2 separate regions of the Homo sapiens genome follow, and region 2 is linked to region 1. The links are chromatin loops, found by intact Hi-C in ENCODE. Cell type or tissue: lower leg skin. All regions are shown on one strand.

The links. A loop is a pair of places that touch in the nucleus more often than their neighbours do. Peaks named below come from ENCODE experiments on the same cell type or tissue, not always from the same donor. Only the 100,000 strongest peaks of a DNase experiment are listed, where the experiment ranks them.
Region 2: a loop joins it to region 1, with 3 times the contacts of the local background. A loop is called at or near these places in 3 of 110 quality-filtered maps.

Annotation. Positions count from the first base shown.
Region 1 is chr1:150,992,159-151,000,158 of GRCh38, forward strand. It overlaps ANXA9 (annexin A9), which reads left to right. Exons shown (of 14, transcript NM_003568.3): 13 at 2,419-2,541; 14 at 3,102-3,476. The coding sequence ends at 3,164. MINDY1 (MINDY lysine 48 deubiquitinase 1) reads right to left here. Exons shown (of 10, transcript NM_001376665.1): 6 at 7,704-7,806; 7 at 7,211-7,353; 8 at 5,924-6,115; 9 at 5,466-5,621; 10 at 4,677-5,209. The coding sequence ends at 5,129. Among named protein-coding and RNA genes, the nearest start is that of MINDY1, 11 kb to the right of the region's middle. RefSeq lists enhancers at 3,818-4,037, 5,387-5,886. In lower leg skin, a CTCF peak has its summit at 3,906 (motif pointing left); a DNase peak (open chromatin) is centred at 3,966.
Region 2 is chr1:150,483,080-150,491,079 of GRCh38, forward strand. TARS2 (threonyl-tRNA synthetase 2, mitochondrial) reads left to right here and starts at 4,340. Exons shown (of 18, transcript NM_025150.5): 1 at 4,340-4,437; 2 at 4,779-4,975; 3 at 5,885-6,008; 4 at 7,522-7,646. The coding sequence starts at 4,372. LOC124904416 (a long non-coding RNA gene) reads left to right here and starts at 1,432. Exons shown (of 2, transcript XR_007066600.1): 1 at 1,432-1,710; 2 at 1,966-2,275. RefSeq lists enhancers at 4,165-4,671, 4,165-4,434. In lower leg skin, a CTCF peak has its summit at 4,258; a DNase peak (open chromatin) is centred at 4,242; H3K4me3 peaks cover 512 bases.

The DNA.
Region 1 (8,000 bases):
ATGGCTGATTCAGGACAAATTTCCACCAATCTGTAGTAAAAATTAATGTTCCTGGTGAAGATCCTAGGGCCATATGCAATGCCAGGTATACGATTAAGTATTATAATTAGGCCAGGCATGGTGGCTCATGCCTGTAATCCCAGCACTTTGGGAGGCCAAGGCAGGTGAATCACCCGAGGTCAGGAGTTCGAGACCAGACTGACCAACATGGTGAAACCCCGTCTCTACTAAATATACAAAATTAGCTAGGTGTGGTGGTGTGCACCTGTATTTCCAGCTACTTGGGAGGCTGAGATAGGAGAATTGCTTGAACCTGGGAGGCAGAGGTTACAGTGACCTGAGATCGCACCACTGCACCCCAGCCTGGGTAACAGAGTGAGACTCCATCTAAACAAACAAACCATATATATATATGCTGAAGCGAGCAGATCACTTGAGGTCAGGAGTTTGAGACCAGCCTGGCCAACATGGTAAAACCCCACCTGTACTAAAAATAAAAAAATTAGCTGGGCGTTTGGCACATGCTATAGTCCCAGCTGCTTGGGAGGCTGAGGCAGGAGACTTGCTTGAACCTGGGAGGCGGAGGTTGCAGTGAGCTGAATTCACGCCACTGCATTCCACTCTGGGTGACAGAGCAAGAAAAAAGAATACTTGTACAACAATGAGAGTATTCAGTTAATGAGTGACTCTTGCCCAATTCTGTAACTTTAGAGTAACAAGCGTTGGAAGAAGAGAAGAATGGATACTGGGGAGCAATTGGCAATCTTTATGACAATACAAAACTAATGATGCATAAAAGTTAAAATGAAGTAGACATTAGGTCCACTGACAATTAGGTAATGAGTCTAAATGAATTGGAGCATCCTGTTTTACTTCATTTTCTTTTGTTTTGTCAAAGGAGTTTATGATCTATTGGGATGCCCTAAGTATGTGTTGTAGGCAGTTCTGGGAAGAGTCTTGTGAGTAAAGTGACTCAGGAAACTCTGAAAATGAGGATATTAGGAATTGATGACAACACTGGTGCACAGAAAAAAAAAAACACAGGAATTTTACAATTAAAAGTTTTTATTTAAAAATCTCTCATAACAACACATTACTTAGTATAATCAATTATAATTCAGGATTTTGATGACTTGTACCTGTGTTATTTCTTTTCTTTTCTTTTTTTTTGAGACGGAGTCTTGCTCTGTCCCAGGCTGGAGTGCAGTGGTGTGATCTCAGCTTACTGCAACGTCCGCCTCCCAGGTTCAAGCAATTCTCCTACCTCACCCTCCTCAGTAGCTGGGATTATAGGCGCCTACCACCACACCTGGCTAATTTTTGTAGTTTTAATAGAGACGGGGGTTTCACCATGTTGGCCAGGCTGGTCTCGAACTCCTGACCATAAATGATCTGCTTGCCTTGGCCTCCCAAAATTCTGGGATTACAGGCATGAGCCACCACACCTGGCCTGTTATTTCTTTTTTCTTTCTTTCTTTTTTTTTTTTTTTTTTGAGACGGAGTTTTGCTCTTCTTGCCCAGGTTGGAGTGCAGTGGCGCGATCTCAGCTCACTGCAACCTCCGCCTCCTGGGTTCAAGCAATTCTCCTGCCTCAGCCTTCCAAGTAGCTGGGATTGCAGGCACCCACCACCATGCCTGGCTTATTTTTGTATTTTTAGTAGAGACGGGGTTTCACCATTTTGGTCAGGCTGGTCTCGAACTCCTACCTCAGATGATCCACGCGCCTCATCCTCCCAAAGTGCTGGGATTACAGGCATGAGCCACTGTGCCTGGCCTGTTATTTCTAAACTGAACCTTTCATTACTTTCTTTAGCCAAAAAACAGGCCTGCTGCATGTACAGGAGGAAGATAGCAATGTTTCAGCCTAAGGGTCCAACCGGAGAAACTAATATGCAGAGATGGGGCTGTGAGATGGCCCTATTGGGTTGGAATCAGAACTAGAAGTCACACAACCTTGAACCCTATCAGAGCCTCATCAGCTCAGTTTAGGGATAGGGCAGGTATATCCTCCTTGGATATTCACTAACTTGAAAGTTAAAAGCAGTTTTCCTGGTTTTCATGCTGGCAGTCTTTATATGCACCAAATCTTTTCTAGCCTTCCTGGTGTACCTATCTTTGGAGCTGCTCACCACCAAATTCTGGAGGTACACAGCTCTAAGCTAATGGTAGGGGCAGGAAAGACATGTGGAAAGAAATAAATACTCAAGCTGCCCCCACAGAGACTGATCTTTCCTGCTGTGTCATCTTCCTTGAGGATGGACAAACATAACTTTTGTCCCGAGATAATGTATAATGTACACTCTTATCCCTTGACTCCCACCTTGCCTCCCCTTCCTACAATAACCCTCCAAGCCATTCAACCCCTACTCTCAGTGAGACTCTCACTAACTACCCCCCATCTCTTTCTTCCCCTACTAGGAAACTGAGCCCAATTACCAAGTCCTGATTCGCATCCTTATCTCTCGATGTGAGACTGACCTTCTGAGTATCAGAGCTGAGTTCAGGAAGAAATTTGGGAAGTCCCTCTACTCTTCTCTCCAGGTGAAACTTGGCTACTTCTTAGCCTGGAGCCTCAGGCCTTCACTCCTCACCTCCACCCTCACTCCCTGCACACAGCTGAGCATATTCTTGCCCCATAGAAAACCCAGTAGTTAGCCAGGCACAGTGGCTCACGCCTGTAATCCCAGCACTTTGAGAGGCTGAGGTGGGCGGATCACGAGGTCAGGAGTTCAAGACCACCCTGACCAACATGGTGAAACCCCGTCTCTACTAAAAATACAAAAATTAGCCAGGCATGGTGGCGTGCACCTGTAATCCCAGCTACTCAGGAGGCTGAGGCAGGAGAGTCGCTTGAACCCAGAAGGCAGAGGTTGCAGTGAGCCAAGATCGTGCCACTGCACTCCCACCTGGGTGACAGGGCAAGACTCCATCTTAAAAAAGAAAACCCAGGAGTCTTTGGTTAATGTAGTGCAGGACTCTGAGCTCCCGGGAGGACCCTTCCCTCCCAGATGAACTGTGATGGACCAGCCCAAAGGAGGGGAGAGAGCACTTGGGCCATAGTGGTGGTGGATCTTTCTAACACTGAATTCCCTTGTCTGCAGGATGCAGTGAAAGGGGATTGCCAGTCAGCCCTCCTGGCCTTGTGCAGGGCTGAAGACATGTGAGACTTCCCTGCCCCACCCCACATGACATCCGAGGATCTGAGATTTCCGTGTTTGGCTGAACCTGGGAGACCAGCTGGGCCTCCAAGTAGGATAACCCCTCACTGAGCACCACATTCTCTAGCTTCTTGTTGAGGCTGGAACTGTTTCTTTAAAATCCCTTAATTTTCCCATCTCAAAATTATATCTGTACCTGGGTCATCCAGCTCCTTCTTGGGTGTGGGGAAATGAGTTTTCTTTGATAGTTTCTGCCTCACTCATCCCTCCTGTACCCTGGCCAGAACATCTCACTGATACTCGAATTCTTTTGGCAAACTTCGCTGTTGTTTGTGTTCCCTGATTGAAGGTTGGGTGGAGCAGGACATGGACCGGGAAGAGGCACTGGAGTTGGAAGTGCCTTTGATGTGCACTTGGCTATTCCGCAGGAATCCTGTTTTGCCTTAGTGCTACAGTAATCCACACCCAGGTCTCCCACTCCAGGTCTCCCCTCACCCTCATTCTCCAGGAAACTTCAGGCAAAATAATTGAGAAACAGGCATTAGAACAAGGTGAGAAATAGAGGGAGCAAAGGACCATCTGTATGAACTGGGAAGCAAGCGGAGGGCCAAGCTACCCTCCCCAGCATGGGAATTCTTGGGTTAGTGGAGAGCACAACCCTCAAATTCATGTGTCCAAGCAGAGATTTGGAAACCCACCTCCCAGGAGAGCACTATTTCCCATAGAAAACAAAAACAAAAACAGAAACAAAAACAAAAAGTCAGGCTTTGGTTCCCCCTGCAGGCTATATTAGAAATGACAGGTAGCTGGGCGCAGTGGCTCACGCCTGTAATTCCAGCACTTCGGGAGGCCAAGGCAGGCGGATTACTTGAGGTCAGGAATTCAAGACTAGCCTGACCAAAGTGGCGAAACCGTCTCTACTAAAAATACAAAAATTAGCTGGGCGCAGTGGCGCATGCCTGTAGTCCCAGCTACTCAGGAGGCTGAGGTAGGAGAATCGCTTGAATCCGGGAGGCGGAGGTTGCAGTGAGCTCAGATTGCACCACTGCACTCCAGCCTGGGCAATACAGCGAGGCTCCATCTCAAAAAAAAAAAAAAAAGAAAAAAAGAAATGACAGGTAACCACCTTCCTGCCTCTGACCCACCTCCCGCTTTTTGCATTCTTCAATTGGGTCAAATACTTAACCCTATTGCTTCAGGGTAAGGCAAACAACAGATCTCAGGAAAGAAGGTTTTTTTTTTTTTTAGACAGTTTTGCTCTTGTCGCCCAGGCTGGAGTGCAATGGTGCGATCTCGGCTCACTGCAACTTTCACCTCCCAGGTTCAAGTGATTCTCCTGCCTCAGCCTCCCGAGTAGCTGGGATTACAGGCGCCCACCATGACGCCCAGCTAATTTCTTGTATTTTTAGTAGAGACGGGGTTTCACCTTTTTGGGCAGGCTGGTCTCGAACTCCTAACCTCAGGTGATCCGCCCACCTTGGCCTCTCAAATTGTTGAGATTACAGGAGTGAGCCACCGTGCCCGGCCAGAAGTTTTATTTCCAAACCCCAGGAAGGCATTACAAATAAGAGATAGAAACCCAAATTAAGCTCTGAAACAACTGGAGACAGGCCTGCCTAGGTGATCAGGAGCATCCAGGCAGCAGGGATGGGAAGCAGAAGAGATGCATTCTGGATAGGGACCTCACCCCAGAGCCTCAGTCTGTACATACGTGTGACTATTCAGGGACCGGGAGTTGAGAACCAGAAACCCACCAATCCTAGTGTTGCCCTGGATGGGAGGCAGAGAAGGCAGCAGCACGTGAGGTCAAGGACATTACCAAGTCTGACCTTGGCATTTGTTGCCTGCTCTCATCCCCAACAGTCCATAAATAAGTTATCCAGCACATCTCAGGGGTGGAGGCGGGGGAGCAAGCCAACTAGCCATAGCCTCTGGAAGAAGGGGCAGGCCAGCCTGGCACTGGGGCAGAGCTACAGCAGAATGCAGTCTGACTCGTGCTTCGGCCTCTGCCGACGCTCCCCGGCTGGGCGTCCAGATGTGGCTCCTCTCCCCTGTATCGGATTTAACAATTGGTCACTGAACTTCCTTGGAAGAGCACAAGAAGAGATTCTAGAAGAAGGGGTGTCAGGATTGGGACAGAGAGTAGGGAGAGGAAGACAGGAAGGGGCTCCAGGGGAGAGGGACAGGCAGGGGAAGGACTCTGAGAGAAGAAACCTTGAAGAGACCAGTGCAGGAATAACAGGTGTTCTGGACCCGGCAAAGCATGAGGTGGAAACCGGGAGTGTGGGCGCCCAGGCAGCAGCCCACCTGCAGTGACAGGACCCGCGTCCGCATCCGCACTGGCTGCGCTGCCTGCTGCTGTTGATACTCCTCTTGCTGAAGCTGCTGGGCCAGCTCCAAGTCGGTAAGCCCCAGCGGGCCTCGTGGCTGTTGCTGCTGCAGGGACAGAGCAATCAGGTAGTCCTGGGGAGAACAAGAGTTGTGCAGTGGGCTGAGGCCCAGAGCCGTGGCTATTCAGGCAAGGTTTCCAAATCAGTTTTCCCACATCCCTCAAATTCTCTAGCTCTTTCTCCCCACAGAGCAGCACACACAGCCAAATGCATTATCTGTGGTGCCAGAGAATACACACCAAGTGAGGAGACGGTCTGAGGTAACCCAGAGAGAGAGGCATGGGTTCACATGGCCTCTAGCAGTTAAAATGTATGCAGTAAAAAGCTCTCTGAGGCACATGTGCTCTCTGCACTTTTCCTAAGTGCCCTACACACCTGGTCTACCTGCAGCTGCGTTTCTGGGGAGCCACTCCCACCTTCTGCTCCAGGCCCCTTGCCCAGGGAATGACTCAGGTGAAAGTCAGAGTCACAAAAGCAGCTGTCTCCATCCACATTGTGCAGGCTCTCCCATACGACTTGCTCCTCCTGTAGAAAGCCCTGGTCAGTGACCAGTAGGTATAAGTGACTCTACAAAGAAAAGAACAGAGCTCATTGGGGGGACAGTTGATACGGAGGCAGTTCACTGCCAGAAATCTCGGTATGAGCATGTGGACTTTTTTTTTCTTGGAGATGGAGTCTCGCTCTGTCATCCAGGCTGGAGTGCAGTGGCACAATCTCTGCTCACCGCAAGCTCTGCCTCCCAGGTTCACACCATTCTCCTGCCTCAGCCTCCCAAGTAGCTGGGACTACAGGCACCCGCCACCATGCCTGGCTAATGTTTGGTATTTTTTTAGTAGAGACGGGGTTTCACCGTGTTAGCCAGGATGGCCTCGATCTCCTGACCTCATGATCTGCCCGCCTCGGCCTCCCAAAGTGCTGGGATTACAGGCATGAGCCACCGCACCCGGACCCTGAGCATGCGGACCTTTTACAAATATGTGTGGCCTTGGGGGGAAGAAAGGGATGTCTGAGTGTATGTCCAGTTGGGTGTGAGCACGGTGGTCATTCTGGCTAAGCGTGGCATGGAGTCGTTGGGGCTGAGATGCCACATAAGACCCTGCTCCCCCCATTTCCCATTGTTCTCTGGGCTTGCCTGATGGCTCTTAGGATAAATCCTTTGAGAACCAGAGACCCCTCCCTCTGCTGCTCAAATCCTAGAGAGCTTTGGCAGTTTCTAACTTTTGAAGACCAGCATTGTTTAAAAATTCCACTGCCCCCTCCTAGGGGAGGATCATACTTTCCTGTCCCATCGACGGCAGGCTTATCCCTTATGGCTTGCTCTGGCCAGAAGATGTGAGCAGAAATGACATGTGTCATTTCCAAACAGAAGCTCTAAGCATGAGTGCACAGTGCCCCTCTCTCTCTCTGTTCCCACATATATTCCAGATAAAGGATCTTTTGTCAGCTGGGTCCCAGAGTGAAGATGGTGTGGGACAGAACCGTAGCCAGTCCACAGTGGACACGCACCAGGAGCGGGAAATGAACCTTTGTTGTGGTAAACCACAGGGATTTGAGGGGTCACTTGCTACCACGGCTTAATCTAGCTGATCCCAGCTGGACCCACGAGAAAAAGGCACCAGGAAATGACAGCACCGCAGCACGCCACCCCCAAACTCGCATTACCTTATGCTTAGTCATGGTGCTAAAGTGGTTGTTTCGGAAAAAGACGCTAAGTTCACCCTCCTTAGCAGCTGCTGTCAGCTCACACAGTCCGTGGTAGGTCAGCTGGGCCGCGGTGGTCTCCAGGAACTGCTCTGCAATCAGGCCTGCCAGAAAGGGACGAGTCGGGGGAAACTTGGCTTAAATTCAAGGTCCACAACAGGAAGGACCATCCAGAGAGCCCCTGTCAAAAGCCCCGGGGGGTCAGTCCCACCTTCTGACGTCCCTTTCTTGAAACCTGGCTGTATTCATTCACTTAACAAATACTTATAATAGAGCAGCTACCTTGTGCCAGGCACTGGGGATACCTCAATGAACTAAACAGAAATTCCCCAAGCTCCTTCTTGTGAAGCTTATATCTAGTGGGATGTGGTAGGAGATGACACCCAATAAAAAATAAGCCTAAGTAGCTGTCATTCCCTCCACATACTATCCATGAGAAGGGGAGGAATGTCACCTTCTGTCACGAGGTTGGTGTCACTGGAGTGTTTGCAGGTGATGATCCTCTCCACCAGCTGGTTGTAACTCAGTTTCCCAACTGCACGCACAGCCTCAGGACTCTGCTTGGGTAGTGGGATGTGGGATACCAAAAAAATTGGGATTTTTTTTTCTTTTTTAAGGAAGGAAATGAACAAAGCTCACAAGGACTACAACCCTGTGATGAATGGTTCCTAAACACTTTTTTTTTTTGGTCTCTCAAAAAAGAAAAAAATTTCAGGAACCATTCATCATAGGGTTGCTATGTTGCCCAGAC
Region 2 (8,000 bases), 510 kb before region 1:
ACCACACCCAGCCAAATATACTTTCTACATCTTTAGTGCTTCTAAGAAGTAAGATAGATTTGGAGGTATGTGCTGATCCTGAGGACAAGTGGAAAATATTTACATGTAGTTTAAAGTTACATGTAGTTTAAAGCTATAAAAACAATACCTTCTGAACTAGGACTCTAGTCACCTTGGAATTTCTATTCCAAAAGTGGAGTTAAGCTGAGAATTTCCTAAAATTTTACTAAGGGCCTAGGACACCCTTCACTGTGGATTCCCTTTTTCCTGCACTTCTGTGGAAATCTAGCTTTATTTTGTGCACACTTTTTTCCTTAACCTTAATCTGGTAGAGAAAAGTCGGAAGACGCCTCTTTTCTTGGCTTTCTATTGGACCCACCTCTTTTACCCTATATCAAAGGCCTATTTGGCCACAAGTATCAGAATCTTATAACCTGACACATTATGACCAATCTGGTCCCTGAGAGGCAGTATGGCATAGCATAAACAACAAGGGCTTTGCATTCAGATAGACTGGGGGCTTTACTTCTTTGAGAATCATTTTCCTGTTTTAAAGGGAGTATACTTGACATAGTTGTTTTAGGAATTAGGTGAAATAGTGAAGGCATAGCACCGGGTGTTCAGTAGTAGTCTAGGGTGGAGGGGCAACAGCCCAAGTTTTAAGAATAGATGTTTCAAGCCAGGCATGGTGGCTCACGCCTGTAAACGCAGCACTTTGGGAGGCCAAGGCAGGTGGATCACCTGAGGTCAGGAGTTCAAGACCAGCCTGGCCAACATTGTGAAACCCCATCTCTACTAAAAATACAAAAAAATAGCCAGGTGTGGTGGCGGGCACCTGTAATCCCAGCTACTCGGGAGGCTGAGGCAGGAGAATCGATTGAATCTGGGAGTCGGAGGTTGCAGTGAGCCAAGATCGTGCCATTGCACTCCAGCCTGAGCAACAAGAGTGAAACTCCATCTCAAAAAACAAAAAACAGGCCGGGCACAGTGGCTCACGCCTGTAATCTCAGCACTTTGGGAGGCCAAGGTGGTCGGATCACGAGGTCAGGAGTTCGAGACCAGCCTGACATGGTGAAACCCTGTCTCTACTAAAAATACAAAAATTAGCCGAGCGTGGTGGCGCGCACCTGTAATCCCAGCTACTCAGGAGGCTGAGGCAGAAGAATCACTTGAACCCGGGAGGCAGAGGTTGCAGTGAGCCAAGATAGCGCCACTGCACTCCAGCCTCGGCGACAGAGCAAGACTCTGACTCAAAAAAAATTAGCTGGGTGTGGTGGCGTACACCTGTAATCCCAGCTACTGGGGAAGCTGAGGCAGGAGGATCACTTGAACCCAGGAGGCGGAGGTTGCAGTGAGCCAAGATCATGCCACTGCACTCCAGCCGGGCAACAGAGCAAGACTTCACCTCAAAAAAAAAAAAAAAAAAAAAAAAAAGAATAGATGTTTCCTAGGCTGACTAATGGATTAAAATTCCCCAATACTGAGGCATATGCTAGTCACAAGTCCGAAGTTGTAGAAGAACCAGTAACTCATGAATTGGCCTTAGCTTGCTCTTGCACTTGCTTACTTGCTTGCTTGCTTCTTACAGAGGGCGGATGGAATAACTCAACATTCCTTCCTTCCTCCACTGCAACACAAGTTACATAGGTGATGATGTGGTAGTTGATTGATCGGCATCCCCTCAGCACCCAGCTCACTGCATTGCACACAGTAAGCAGTTAGTAAATGAGAGCATCAAATCAATACCGTGATTGGTACATACTTGATTCAATAATTATTGGGCACCTACCATTTTGTTGCCTGCAATACACCTTTCCCCTTTTGGTGCAGAGGCATGAGAAGAATTCTGCCTGTTGCCACCCTTTCTGAATGCCATTTAAAAATTCTTAACTACCTTCTCCAAACCACACACACACAAGTTATCTTCCTCTCCCACACTCTTGTCTCTTTCTCTTTGTATTTCAGGGTGTCTACCAGAAGATGGACCCAAGATCCATGGAGGCTCCTGTGACTCAGATCAACTGCCCTGCCCGGGAAACCTGGTCTCTCCGGAAACCTTGATTAAACTGCTTTTTCTGACACCTCTTCCTCTACAACCCTTGATTCTATCACCATTGAAACTTCAGAACCAACTCTAACCATCCCCACCTCCAGGTGAGGGGACTAATGAGAATTACTGACAGCCTGATGGCTACCCCCAAGTCAGTTTCCCTTCATACTTTACTACAAATCTGACCATGTTCCCATATTTACTGAGTAAATTTGATGAAATTTACCTAGTCCTGTGTCCTAGATGTATCAGGGAGAGGGAAGAGAAAGGATAAAGGAAGTTGAGAGCTGGGATAGGAATTAGAGGCAAAGGGCTTATGTAGGGAGCAGAGAGCTAAAATTCTAGTCAGGCACCTCTTTCTGAGGTGATGGGGGAGTATACTGGGAGCAAACTCTTCTAGAGAAAGCATGGTGTGGTAAAAGAAAACCAAGCTTGGATTCAGAAATCACCATCAGCACTTGCTGTTTGACCTTAAATTCCTCATCTGTCAGATTAAAAGGTCTCGGCCGGGCATGGTGGCTCACGCCTGTAATCCCAGCACTTTGGGAGGCTGAGGCAGGCGGATCACCTGATGCTGGGAGTTCGGGACCAGCCTGACCAACATGGAGAAACCCTGTCTCTACTAAAAATACAAAATTAGCTGGGCCTGGGGTGGCACATGCCTGTAATCCCAGCTACTCGGGAGGCTGAGGCAGGAGAAGCGCTTGAACCTGGGGAGGCGGAGGTTGCGGTAAGCCGAGATCACGCCACTGCACTCCAGCCTGGGCAACAAGAGTGAAACTCCATCTCAAAAAAAAAAAAAAAAGATTAAAAGGTCTATAAAGTCCCTATTAAGCACCATGAGTATAAAGGGACTCAAACTGACCTCTGCAGATTCTTGATTCCAGCTTTTTTGTTTTTGTTTTGTTTTGAGATGAAGTCTCGCTCTTGTCCCCCAGGCTGGAGTGCATGGCGTGATCTCGGCTCACTGCAACCTCCACCTCCCGGGTTCAAGCGATTCTCCTGTCTCAGCCTCCCAAGTAGCTGGGATTACAGGCGCCCACCACCATGCCCAGCTAATTTTTGTATTTTTAGTAGAGACGGGGTTTCACCATGTTGGCCAGGCTGGTCTAGAACTCCTGACCTCAGGTGATCCACCCGCCTCGGCCTCCCAAGTAGCTGGGATTACAGGCGCCCACCACCACGCCCAGCTAATTTTTGTATTTTTAGTAGAGACGGGGTTTCACCATGTTGGCCAGGCTGGTCTAGAACTCCTGACCTCAGGTGATCCACCTGCCTCGGCCTCCCAAAGTGCTGGGATTACAGCGTGAGCCACTGCGCGCGGCCATCTTTGCTCCAGCTTTAAAGTGGTTACTCCAGAGGCTGAGGTGGTCAGTTGAGCCCAGGAGGTCGAGACTGCAGTGAGCCATGATTGTACCCCTGCACTCCAGCCTGGGCAACGGTGAGACCTTGTCTCAAAATTAAAAAATAAAACTGTTACAGTCATTTATCATAATAGCTTCTTGTTGCTTTTGCCCATTACCAAAAAACCATGGGCCACACTAGACGATTTACATAAAATTTAACTCAACAATTGGGAGCAACACTATTCTCATTTTATAGTTGAGAAAATTGAGGCTTAGAGAAATTAAATAGGTCAGGCAAGGCGGCTCATGCCTGTAATTCCAGAACTCTGGGAGGCCGGAGCGCGGTGGCGGTTTGGTGGGGGGGAGGGGAGGGATTGCTTGAGGCCAGGAGTTCGAGACTACCCTGGCCAACATAGTGAGACCCGCCCCCCCCTCCCGCCCCCCCCGGTCTCTATTAAATAAATATGAGAAGTTTAATAATTTTCCCAAAATTACATAGTTAATGGCAGATCCAGAATTTACACTAGGTCTGTCTGGTTCCCCAGTCTATGCTCTTAAGTTTTGCTACTTGCTGTAAGGACCACGTAAAATAAAATGTATAGTTAAAGGGAAATTACTACCATTTCCTGTCTGGTTTTCTCCCACTCTCGCCCTCAAAAGTTCACCTGCCCTTGTCCTCAAAGCCACAGGACGCCTAATTGCTATTTTTGGGTTTCAGCTGAAACGCCACGGGTCTGGGGGAATAGCGAGGGTGTGTTACATTTTCGGTCTTCCGGTCAGCCGGAACCACTCACACCGCTGCTGGTGCTGTGTAGGGTGTACCTCTTCGGAGTTCCTGGAGGTGGTGCCAGACTAGAGTGGCAGCTGTAGTAACCAATAGACACGGACTTTGTTGGACCAGAAGCCAATGAAGAATTACGTGGAGGAGAAGCGGCGATAATCTGTTTGAGGATGTAGGCACTGGTGTGAAGGAACATGGCCCTGTATCAGAGGTGGCGGTGTCTCCGGCTCCAAGGTTTACAGGCTTGCAGGCTACACACGGTGCGTGAGGCACCCCCAAAGCTCCGATCCGCATCAGACTTAGCCCAGCCGAAGCCCCCAAATTTTTATGTTAACCCAGCCTCACGCCACTCCTCCTCTCCCTGGTCCTCCGAGTCCCCAGAAAAGGACTCGTATCTAAACTCGTTATCTAATTCTCGAGTTAGCGGTCTGGGGGACTCTGAGCTCGAAGGACCCCCAGCCTAGGGTCTTGTATCACCCAATCCCCTTAAAAAGTAGGAATTCGGACGAAGTCCACTTAACCATCCCAAAGTGCCATCATCTGCAATTCTAAGAAAGAATGATGGGACGTGTGTTACCTGCTAATATATCTTTCCCTCCAGGCAGTTGTGTCGACCCCTCCACGCTGGTTGGCAGAGCGGCTTGGCCTTTTTGAGGAGCTGTGGGCTGCTCAGGTAAAGAGATTAGCAAGCATGGCACAGAAGGAACCCCGGACTATTAAGATATCACTTCCTGGAGGCCAGAAAATTGATGCTGTGGCATGGAACACAACCCCCTACCAACTAGCCCGGCAGATCAGGTAACAGGCCCATCCTGTAACTACCAGGATTATCCTTCTGCCCCTTTACTTTCTCTTCACTTGAGCAGGGGAAGAAAACTTGGTCTGCTTGTTTCTGTTCCGTCCCCATTAAGATAGCCTTTCCTGAAGATTTTGTTTTTGTTTTTTGTTGTTGTTCTTTTATACAGACGGGGTCTCTCCATGTTGCCCAGGCTAGTCTTGAACTCCTGGGCTCAAGCGATCCTTCCATCTCAGCCTCCCGAAGTGCTGGGATTACAGGCATGAGCCACCAAACCCGGCCTGAGATTTGTTTTATCTGTATTAGTTTCTGCATCAGAGTCTCTGTCCTTTCATTGGGGAAAGAAATGAAAGCTTCTGTTGCTCTGGTAACTCATTTCACCTTTGCAAGTTTACAGTTGCTGAGAGATGAGCAACTTTCTCCCCACTGTGGATTGTAACCCTGTCTGTTTTAAATCATTAATTTACTTTTTAATAATTGATACATAATAATTGAACATATGAATGGGTATATGTGATATTTTGATATATGCATACAATATGTAATGATCAAATCAGGGTGTTCAGGATATCTGTTACCCCAAACATTTATCATTTCTTTGTGTTGGGACTATTTCAAATCTTCTAGCTATTTTGAAATATACAATAAATTATTATTAACTGTATTCACCCAACTCTGCTATGGAACATTAGAGCATATTCCTTCTGTCTAACTCTATTTTTGTACCCATTAGCCAACCTCTTCATCTCCCCTCCCCCATCCTTTCCAGCCTCTGGTAACTATCACTCTATTCTCTACCACTGTGAGATCAACTTTTTAAACTCTCATATAGGAATCAGAACATGTGATATTTTCCTTTTTGTGCCTTGTAACCCTGTCTTTTTCTTCATCCCCACCTTCCACTGCTGAAGTTCAACACTGGCAGATACTGCAGTGGCTGCTCAAGTGAATGGAGAACCTTATGATCTGGAGCGGCCCTTGGAGACAGATTCTGACCTCAGATTTCTGACATTCGATTCCCCAGAGGGGAAAGCAGTAAGTTTCTTTCTTATCAGGAATACAGTGACTACTAAACCAAGAGATATTGAAGCAGGAAATTCTAACATTTTATTCTTTTGCCGCAGTTTCTCCATTTGCAGTTGGGAGGGAGACCTACCACAGACTGTCTTGACTATTTCTGGTTAGGAAACTTATGGTGAAAGTTTTTAACTTAGCTTCGATCTATTAAGCAAACATTTGTGCTAGTGAGAGGGAGAGAGATGATATGTTGAAAAAACGAAAGGATAAATATGTAAATTCAGCCCCCTCAACTCTTGAGCACGTACATTATAAGTCATCTGTAGTGTATATTCAATTCTAACATGGCTTATACAGCTGAGCAAACAACCTGGTCACCTCCCCACCTTGTCTTCTTCATGTCAGCTCAGGTAGCACAGACCTTGCCTATTAGGATCCAGAAAAATAGAGTTCTCCTGCCATCTATGTGTAAATAGTGACCAAATCCAAGAGGAATATATCGCACTAGATTCGTGGGACAGAAAAAAATAGGACTAAAAGACCAAACAGAGACCTAAGTAACCACTGTGTTAAGAAGATAGCTTATTCTGGCCAGGCACAGTAGCTCACGCCTGTAATCCCAGCACTTTGGGAGGCCGAGGCAGGTGGATCATCTGAGGTCAAGAGTTCAAGACCAGCCTGGCCAACATAGTAGAAACCCCGTCTCTACTAAAAATACAAAAATTAGCTGGGCGTGGTGGTGAGCACTTGTCATCCCAGCTAATTGAGAGGCTGAGGCAGGAGAATTGCTTGAACCCTGGAGGCGGAGGTTGCAGTGAGCTGAGATCGCGTCATTGCACTCTAGCCTGGGCGACAGAGCGAGACTCCGTCTCAAAAAGAAAAATTATTCTGAAGCCCTAAAAGCTTACAGGAGCAGCAGAAGACTGACTGGCCTCCAGCTTCTATGCTTTGGAACTGGGAAGAACCAAGGATTGAGGGGTGGGGCTGGAGCTTCTATGCACTGAAAGAAGAAAAAATACTGGCCTTCTTTCTTTTCTATTCAGTCTTTTTTTTTTTTTTTTTTTTTTGAGATGGAGTCTCACTCTGTCACCCAGGCTGGAGTGCAGTGGCGCGATCTTGGTTCACTGCAACTTCCACCTCCCGGGTTCAAGTGATTCTCCTGCCTCAGCCTCCTGAGTAGCTGGGATTACAGACACACGCCACCATGCCTGGCTAGTTTTGTATGTTTTAGCAGAGACAGGGTTTCACCATGTTGGCCAGACTGGCCTCGAACTCCTGACCTCAGATGATCCGCCTGCCTTGACCTCCTGAAGTGTTGGGGTTACAGGCATGAGCTGCTGTGCCCAGCCTTTTTTTTTAAGCTTGTTACTTTTTAGTGGTCACCCCCAAAATCTAGGATCCCCATTTTGTGGTAGTTATTCCTAGAAGAACCATACCGGCTTTCCTACCAGCTTTTGTGAGGAAGAGCTCAGAGATCTAGGGGTTAAGGGAGAAGTTTATGAACTTGTGAACCCCTTTTTTGTGAACCCAGGTGTTCTGGCACTCCAGCACCCATGTCCTGGGGGCAGCAGCTGAACAATTCCTAGGTGCTGTTCTCTGCAGAGGTCCAAGTACAGAATATGGCTTTTACCATGATTTCTTCCTGGGAAAGGAGAGGTGAGTAATGAAAGGAAGGAGGAGAATGATTCTGGGATGGTTTCTGAGGCTCTTTTCAGGGGCCTTGGGCATGCTCCATTTGGATGAGGAAGCTGGAGGAGAAGGGTTTCTCTAGGTCTCAACTATGACATTAGTATCTCCTTCTGTGCTAGTCCATGTCCCTCTTCTAACTTTGCTTGAAATTTACCTTCTTGGCTGGTGCACATGTAGTCCCAGCTACTTGGGAGGCTGAGGTGGAAGGATCACTTGAGCCTGGGAGGTTGAGGCTGTGGTGAGCCATGATCTTAACCACTGCACCCAACTTGTGTGACACAGCAAGACACTTTCTCAAAAAAAAAACAAAAAGAAAAAGAA